Linked DNA regions of Homo sapiens: all the other regions are linked to region 1. A link is an interaction called in ENCODE POLR2A ChIA-PET data of the cell type or tissue named here. Cell type or tissue: MCF 10A. All regions are shown on one strand.

What was found. ChIA-PET counts read pairs that join two places held together with the same protein. Peaks named below come from ENCODE experiments on the same cell type or tissue, not always from the same donor. Only the 100,000 strongest peaks of a DNase experiment are listed, where the experiment ranks them.
Region 2: POLR2A ChIA-PET joins it to region 1 with 6 read pairs; 3 of 35 experiments call an interaction of 5 or more read pairs at or near these places.
Region 3: POLR2A ChIA-PET joins it to region 1 with 5 read pairs; 2 of 35 experiments call an interaction of 5 or more read pairs at or near these places.

What each region holds. Positions count from the first base shown.
Region 1 is chr4:128,600,337-128,602,836 of GRCh38, reverse strand. No RefSeq gene overlaps it. Among named protein-coding and RNA genes, the nearest start is that of LINC03140, 31 kb to the right of the region's middle. In MCF 10A, no CTCF peak of the experiment used is centred here; a DNase peak (open chromatin) is centred at 1,326.
Region 2 is chr4:128,795,467-128,797,966 of GRCh38, reverse strand. No RefSeq gene overlaps it. Among named protein-coding and RNA genes, the nearest start is that of JADE1, 13 kb to the left of the region's middle. In MCF 10A, no CTCF peak of the experiment used is centred here; no DNase peak of the experiment used is centred here.
Region 3 is chr4:128,391,712-128,394,211 of GRCh38, reverse strand. No RefSeq gene overlaps it. Among named protein-coding and RNA genes, the nearest start is that of LINC02615, 35 kb to the left of the region's middle. RefSeq lists a cis regulatory region at 913 and an enhancer at 829-998. In MCF 10A, no CTCF peak of the experiment used is centred here; no DNase peak of the experiment used is centred here.

The sequences.
Region 1 (2,500 bases):
CACATATATATATGTTTCGTCTTAGTTTCCATCTGAGTTTAACTGAGAAAATCCCCATATAACAAACATATGTACAAGTCCCAGCCAATGATCCATTCTAGACAATGTTAAATAAACCAAATCTGGTTTGGCCAAAGAACTTAGATAGTCCCTTGGAGTTTTCTGCTACATCAGGTGTAACTGAATGTAAAATTTTCTATCTGGAATTTCAGGGGCAATTAAAACTCTTAATAATTCTTTTTCCCTTTGGCTGTACCTTTATTGGTTGGCAATGAATTGGTTGGCTTCTGACCAACATAGGAAAAAAACATACTTTTTTCTCAGAAAACTTGTGATGACAGCTGTCATTTTCCAGCTCTCAGATGCCAATGGGAATTGACCCCAATAGTCATAAGCAATAAATTTCTGTACAGAGAAAATCCTATTAATGGAGGAGCATTTTCCATTAGGAAATTCCTTCTAATAAGAAATAACTAAAAACTACTTACTGTTCTCTTTACAGTGCCCTGTCCCATGACAGGCCCTCATTCCAGGCCCCACCACAGTGATATCTCTATTGTACCACCAGCTCCCCAAAGTGGTGACAGGAGCCCTGGGCCTGAGCTGCAGCAGTGACTCAGCACGCCCCAAATGTCTCCAAGTTTCCAAGGCCACCCCACAGTTGTATAGTAGCTCCAGTCAGGCTCCTGGGGAGGTCTGTCTGACCTCATTACCATGGAGCAAGACAGGATTTTGTAGAACATGCTTTTTTCAGTCTCTTTAAAGAGCACAAGCCAGGACACACAAAGACTAGAAGCTGGTTTCTAGGAAATTTAACCTCTCAAAATATGGGCATCATTGAATGTCCCTGATACAGTCATTCTTCAGCTGCCACTGTCTGAAAACAACATACACAAAAGATGAAAGACAACTTTGAATGACAAGCCCCCGACTCAGGACTAATGATAAGATTATTAAAGTCACACATCAGCCTACCAGAAGCAAAAATTTTCTTCCCTGAAAGAGTTGAGAAGTGTCACTGTCCAGTGAGGCATTTATTTTCAAACTAAATCCAGTTAAGAAGCTGGGCTGCTGGCCATAACTCCTACAGAAACTAACGTATACTTCTGTGCCTCTGACAGCCCGGCCCAGTGATGAGTACACAGTTGTAATTGAATTGCATTTGATGTTGTTTGCACTAACACAGCACCAGACTTCAGGACAAACCACAGCTCTGCAGAGCAGAGTTCTGGCCCACTCTCCCCCCACCTCACCCCCCGTGGCTTGGGTCTGCCCTTGTTGTCCTGACCTGCCGGAGGTTTCATCAGCATTACCTCTGACTCATACTTCGCATTCAAGAGCAAGATGAATTCGCTAGCAATGAGTACCTGGAAGAGGGCCAGACTATTGGTACTAAAGCAGTGCTGGCCCCAACACAGCTCGCTGGGCCAGACGTTGATGGGAAATGGCTGACAGCAGGATAAACAAGCAGCTCCCTTTTTGGTGAGCTTCAGGGGAATCAGGTGGACAGAATCAAGGCTTCAGGTATGCTCTTCAGAGGCTCTGTGGAGTGGTGGGAGGCTGTAAAACAGCACTGGAGATGGTTGTGGTTCTCCCCCAGCAAAAGCACCGGCAGGAAGAAAGGCAGATTGGCAAACAGTGTGGGCCCACAGTGCGAGCCAGGGGAGAAGCCATCAGGTGACACATCAAGCCGTGAGAGGCAGCTGGTCAGGGACCCCTCAGTTCCCCACCGTCCTGCAGAGACATGGGGGGCAGTGTCCGTGCCTCCCTCCCTCACCACCTGAGCTGCTCCACAAGAAATTCTGAGCGCCACTGGGCAAGTAGAGGGAACCAAATGCCTCAAGATGGAGAAGAGTGCAAGGTCTAACTAGCAGTACTGTGGAAGAGCAACACAGACAAGAGGTGTAGAATTAGCTGGGCAGGGTGTATGGGTTCCTTCCGGTGCCTGCATACCTGAGAAGAAGTCATTCGTTGAGCTTAGTTTAGGTTTTAAGGCAGTTTTGGTGTTTGAGGCTTATTTAGCACACATAAGTCCAAGGTAGCATCAGACAGAATTATAAACTTCATGTGACTTTTCAAAACAACCCAGTGAGCCCATTGTTAGCAAATAGCAGTCAGCCGAGATAAGCGGCCATTCTAGGAGCAAAGGCACTTGTGCCAGGAAAACAAGAACAAGCACGAGCAAGAAGCAGGGCAATGCAATCCACAAACACAATTCATGCTTTACAGCTGTGAGACAATGCTTCTTTTGCTTGGACCTCAGGCTCTGCAAACTGCAGCACAGAGGAGGGTAAGTGTGCAGTGGCCCCTAGAGAAGAGTGGTCAGTAATGAAATTGCACCCCACTTTACTTGCCCCTTTGTGTTCCTGGGTCACTGCCAGGCTGTCCCAATCCTGCAACATGTGGAAAGCCAGTGTGTTCAGATGGAATAGTAGGGGATGCAACCTAAAGAGATTACTAGTAAGATTTTCCAGAAAAAGAAAAATAACTATTTTTTAAG
Region 2 (2,500 bases), 200 kb before region 1:
AAAGTGCTGAGATTACAGGCGTGAGCCACCGCACCCAGCCATATATAAATTTTTTTATTCAAGTATCTGACCATTCTTAGGATGGATTCTGAAAAAGGTAAATTACTAGGTCAAAGTATTCAATGTTTTGGATTCATTTTGCTGAATTGCTTTCCACAGAAGTTGAAAAATTGCTTTCTACAAAAACATTTCTACAAAATGTTTTAATTTAGATTCTCCACTGTCAGTGTATTAGGGGCCACTTGCCCAACATAGAGCTGGACTCTATGGAAGACTAGGGCCATGGCATGCCCTTGAGGAGATATGTCGTTGGTGAGATACATAACACATACAGGAAACAAAGATAGTTTGACACATATAAGAATACCACAAACAAATTGGAGATAGGAAATCCTATCAAATGCCAAAGTCTGTTGAGAATGTTGTTTAATAAAAGAAGTAGAATAATTAAGACCAGAAGTAGAGAGAAAGAATTGGAGACTCTGGGGAAGCAGATGATGAGTTGGGGAAGGTATCCAGAAAAATCTTTGCATGGGGGGATGGGAAGGAGGAGGACTAAAAATTATTGAATGTTTTCTATGTATGTGCTAGGCAGTGTGCTAAGCATTTTACACATAATGTTTCATTTACTTCTCACAACAATCCTGTGATGTAGGTATTATTATTTTCATCGAGATGTGAATGATGTGAAACATTGAGTTTCAGAGGTATTAAGTAACTTGCTAAAGATCACAAAGCTGCTGAGAGGTGGCACCAGGTTTGACCAAGCTAGTTGGGTTCCAAAGGCCACGCCCTGAAGTACATCACTCAATTGACTCATTGCAAAGTCTGAAATATTTATCTAATGAGGAATTGTACACATGATTTGGTATCAGTGACTTGAGCCATAGTTGGCACTCAGTAGATGCTTGAGGGAAAAAATGAGGACAGAAAGAATTCCACATGCTAAGGCTTATTTCAGACATGAGACATGTCAAGCAGGATCTAAACACCTACTTAAAAATATGTGACCATGGACTTAAGTGTAAAACGTAAGCTATAAAACTCTTAGAAAAAAATAAGGGAAAAATGTTAAGATCTAGAGCTAGGCAAAGAGTTCTTTTACTTGATTGCGATAGCACAACCCATAAAAGGAAATATTGATATATTGGATCTCTCAAAATTAAAACTTTGCTCTCCAAAAGATCCTATTAAGAAGATGAAAAGACAAGCTACAGAAAATATTCACAAACCACAAATCCAACAAAAAACTACTATCTGGAATATATAAAGAACAGTCAAAACTCAAAAATTAAAAAATCAAATAGGCCAGGCACGGTGGCTCACGCCTGTAATCCCAGCACTTTGGGAGGCCGAGGCGGGCAGATCACGAGGTCAGGAGATTGAGACCATTGGCTAACACAGTGAAACCCCATCTCTACTAAAAATCCAACAGATTAGCTGGGTGTGGTGGCACGTGCCTGTAGTCCCAGCTACTCAGGAGACTGAGCCAGCAGAATCACTTGAACCCCGGAGGTGGAGGTTGTACTGAGCAGAGATCACGCCACAGCACTCCAGCCTATGCAACAGAGCAAGACTCTGTCTTAAAAAATAAAAAAAAAAATTAAAAAAAAATCGAATAATTCAGTTAGAAAATTGATTTAAAAAACGTGAACAGATATTTTCATAGAAGACATGCAGATGGCAAATAAGCACATGAAAAGGTCTCCGACATCATTAGCCATCAGGAAAATAATGTAGATTTCAACTTCGATGAGAAATCACTACAGTTACTATCAGAATGGCTAAAATAAAAATAGTGACAACATTAAATGCAGACAAGGATGTAGAGAAACTAGATAACTCATAATTGCTGATGGAAACTTAAAATGGTCCAACCATTCTTGAAAACAGTTTGGCACTTTCATATAAAACTAAACATGCAACTCCCACATGACCCATCAGTTGTACTCTTTGACATATATTCCAGAGACACAAAATCTATGTTCATATAAAAGCCTGTGCTCAAATATTCATAGCAGGCCAGGCGCAGTGGCTCAGGCCTGTAATTTCAGCAATTTGGGAGGCCAAGGCAGGCGGATCACCTGAGGTCAGGAGTTGGAGAACAACCTGGCCAACATGGCAAAACCCCGTCTCTACTAAAAATACCAAAATTACCCAGGCATGGTGGTGGGCACCGGTAATTCCAGCTACTCGGGGGGCTGAGGCACAAGAATCACTTGAACCCGGGAGGCGAAGATTGCAGTGAACCATGATCATGCTACAGCACTCTAGCCTGTGCAACAGAGCGAGACTCCATCTTACACACACACACAAAACAAATATTCATAGCAGCTTTAATGATAATAGCCAAAAAACTGGAAATGACCCACTTATCCTTCAATGAGTGAATAAACGAACTGTAGTACATACCACAAAATATTACTCAGAACTAAAAAACAATTAAATATTGATATATACATGAATCTCCAGGAATTATGCTGAGTTAAAAAAAGCCAAT
Region 3 (2,500 bases), 210 kb after region 1:
AACTCCTGACCTCAGGTGATCCACCCACTTCGGCCTCCCAAAGTGCTGGGATTACAGGCGTGAGCCACTATGCCCCGCCTAATTCATTCTTCTTAATGCTAGGTGAAGCCACAATTTTAGTCACAAAAGAAAGCTTTGGAAATAATTGATGAAATAAGCTTAAATATACCTTTGTTTGATATAGGACAATGTGTTGGCTGATAACTTGAAATTTTTCTTACACCTAAAAGTAGCACCTTCCATTTAAATTTAATATGCTAGGATATGCTTGAAAGAAAATTTAAGGCCTTTGAGTTCCCATGGAGGAAGTCGGTTTTGAAATGAGTTTTGAGAGATGAACAAGATTTCACCAGGTAGAGTCTGGAATGGGAAATCATTTCAGGAAAAAAATAATGTGGAAATTTTAAAATAAATAAATGTAATTTCTGACAGCTCTGTCAGAATGTCACTTCTGAAGTAAAAAGTAAGTTAACACAAACACTTCCTCTCAAATAGCTCAGCTATTCCCTGCCCTGAGCCTCCCTTACCATCCTTCCCACCGCTCTCCCTCCCTGCTGCCCGCCCATCACCCCTCCGTGAAACAAACACAGCATATCAAACTGGAAGGCAGTGATGATGAGACAAGGAGTCCCACTTGACAGGAGCAAAGCTGAATAGCTCTTTAAAGCCAGACTCGAAAGCTCTGCCATTTGAGCCTTCATGTCATTTCATGATAAATGATCCTTTCCCAACAGTTTGCCACTGCTATTAAACAGGGGTCCTAACAGGGCCCTCCCATCTACACTCTACCTTTGTAATTAGCACGTTTGGTCTCTGTGCATGTATTTCATGGGTGACTCACTTATAAGCTAAGTGATAAGTAACCAAATTACAAGGCTATAAATATATCAACTGCTGCCTGGGAGAAAGCCTGAGTGGTTTCGTTTATGAAGTCAGCAATATTCTGAACTGATTCTTACAACAGAGCTTAGTTTTCTTTTCCTCCCTCCCCCTCCCCACTTAGGTAATTTGATATTGTATATATCTCCAATTATAAATCACAAGTGAATTATTGGAAAAATGTAACTTGGGCCTGAATGATTTTAATTAGAGCAACATTTTTTATTCATAAGAAGCCTTAGCTGGACAATTTCCAAAGAAACTACATCCACCCAAAACATTTGGAAACAGGCAAGAACTCTTGGTATGTAAAGCAAATCTGGCCTTCACCAACTGTCTTGCTGTCTTGGTACCATCATTGTGTTTTATCTGTCCAAATGGGTGCCAGTTACTAAATTTTAGAAAGAAATGTATTAGGTAAGAGTCCCCAAAGTGTGATTTCACATGTGAAAAGGACAAAAGTTGACGATAATCATTATTATAATGAAGACAACTAACACTGAATGGAAATTTACATTCAACACTTTCCCTGTTTCTACTGTCTAGTTTACCCTCCACACTGACAACAGAACTTTTTTAAAAATTATCATTTTAATAATATAAGGATAGGGTCTCACTATGTTGCCCAGGCTGGTCTCAAATTCCTGGGCTCATGTGATCTTCCCGCCTTGGCCTCCCAAAATGCTGAGGTTACAGGTGTGAGCCACTGTGCCCAGCCAGCAGAGCTATTTTTATTTAACTTTTAAACATTGTCCTTCTTCTGCCTAAAAACTTCTGTTAGCATAAAGACTGAGAAATTAATCTTGACTCCTCCTGTACTATTATTTGTCATGTTGTAGTTCCATCTCCTCCTTGAGAGTAAGAGCATGTTTTACCCATCTTTGTATCCTAAGCACCTACCATAGACCCTGACACAAAATTGGTGCTTATCAAACATTTCTGTTGAACTACGAACTGAACCTCTTTAAACAAGAGATCTGATCTCATGTGAATACACATATATATGTTTTCTATGAATTTCTTGTTGTTTTAAACTTAAAATTGAAACTTCTCAATGTGACATAGGGGACTTTTTGCAATCTGATTCCGATCTTCCATTCTGGCATCATCCCCTACCCCTCCACCTGAGCACCATATTTGTGCTCAGCTTCTCCGATATTAGGGCAAAGTTTTGTTCTCCTCCTAGGCCCATTGTCTTTTTAATATTCAGTTAAATATAGAACAAATGATCTCATTTAATGGAAGCTGAGTCTTGAGGCAGCACCAGTAAAGGTCAGAAGCAGAGACAAGAGTGAATTGTGGAATATCGGAGCAAAAGCCAGAAAACAAAGATACTGTTAAAGAATGGGAGAGAAAATTCAGACTAGAATTTTTTTTTTTTCTAAAAGCTAGAACATGACTATGGGTAATGTTTACCTATGCATGGGATAAAGAAGAAAGGGATGCATTTCACCCTGAGAGATAAAAAATTAGAAAGTTGGTCCCAAGTTTAAGATAACCCCTAGAACAGAACTAGATGTTAGGAAATATGTGCAGAGTTCCTCACGAAGTAAGTTATTTTATTGATGATGATGAGTCAGTACAAAGTCACCACAATAGTACCATGCTCCATGTTTGCTAT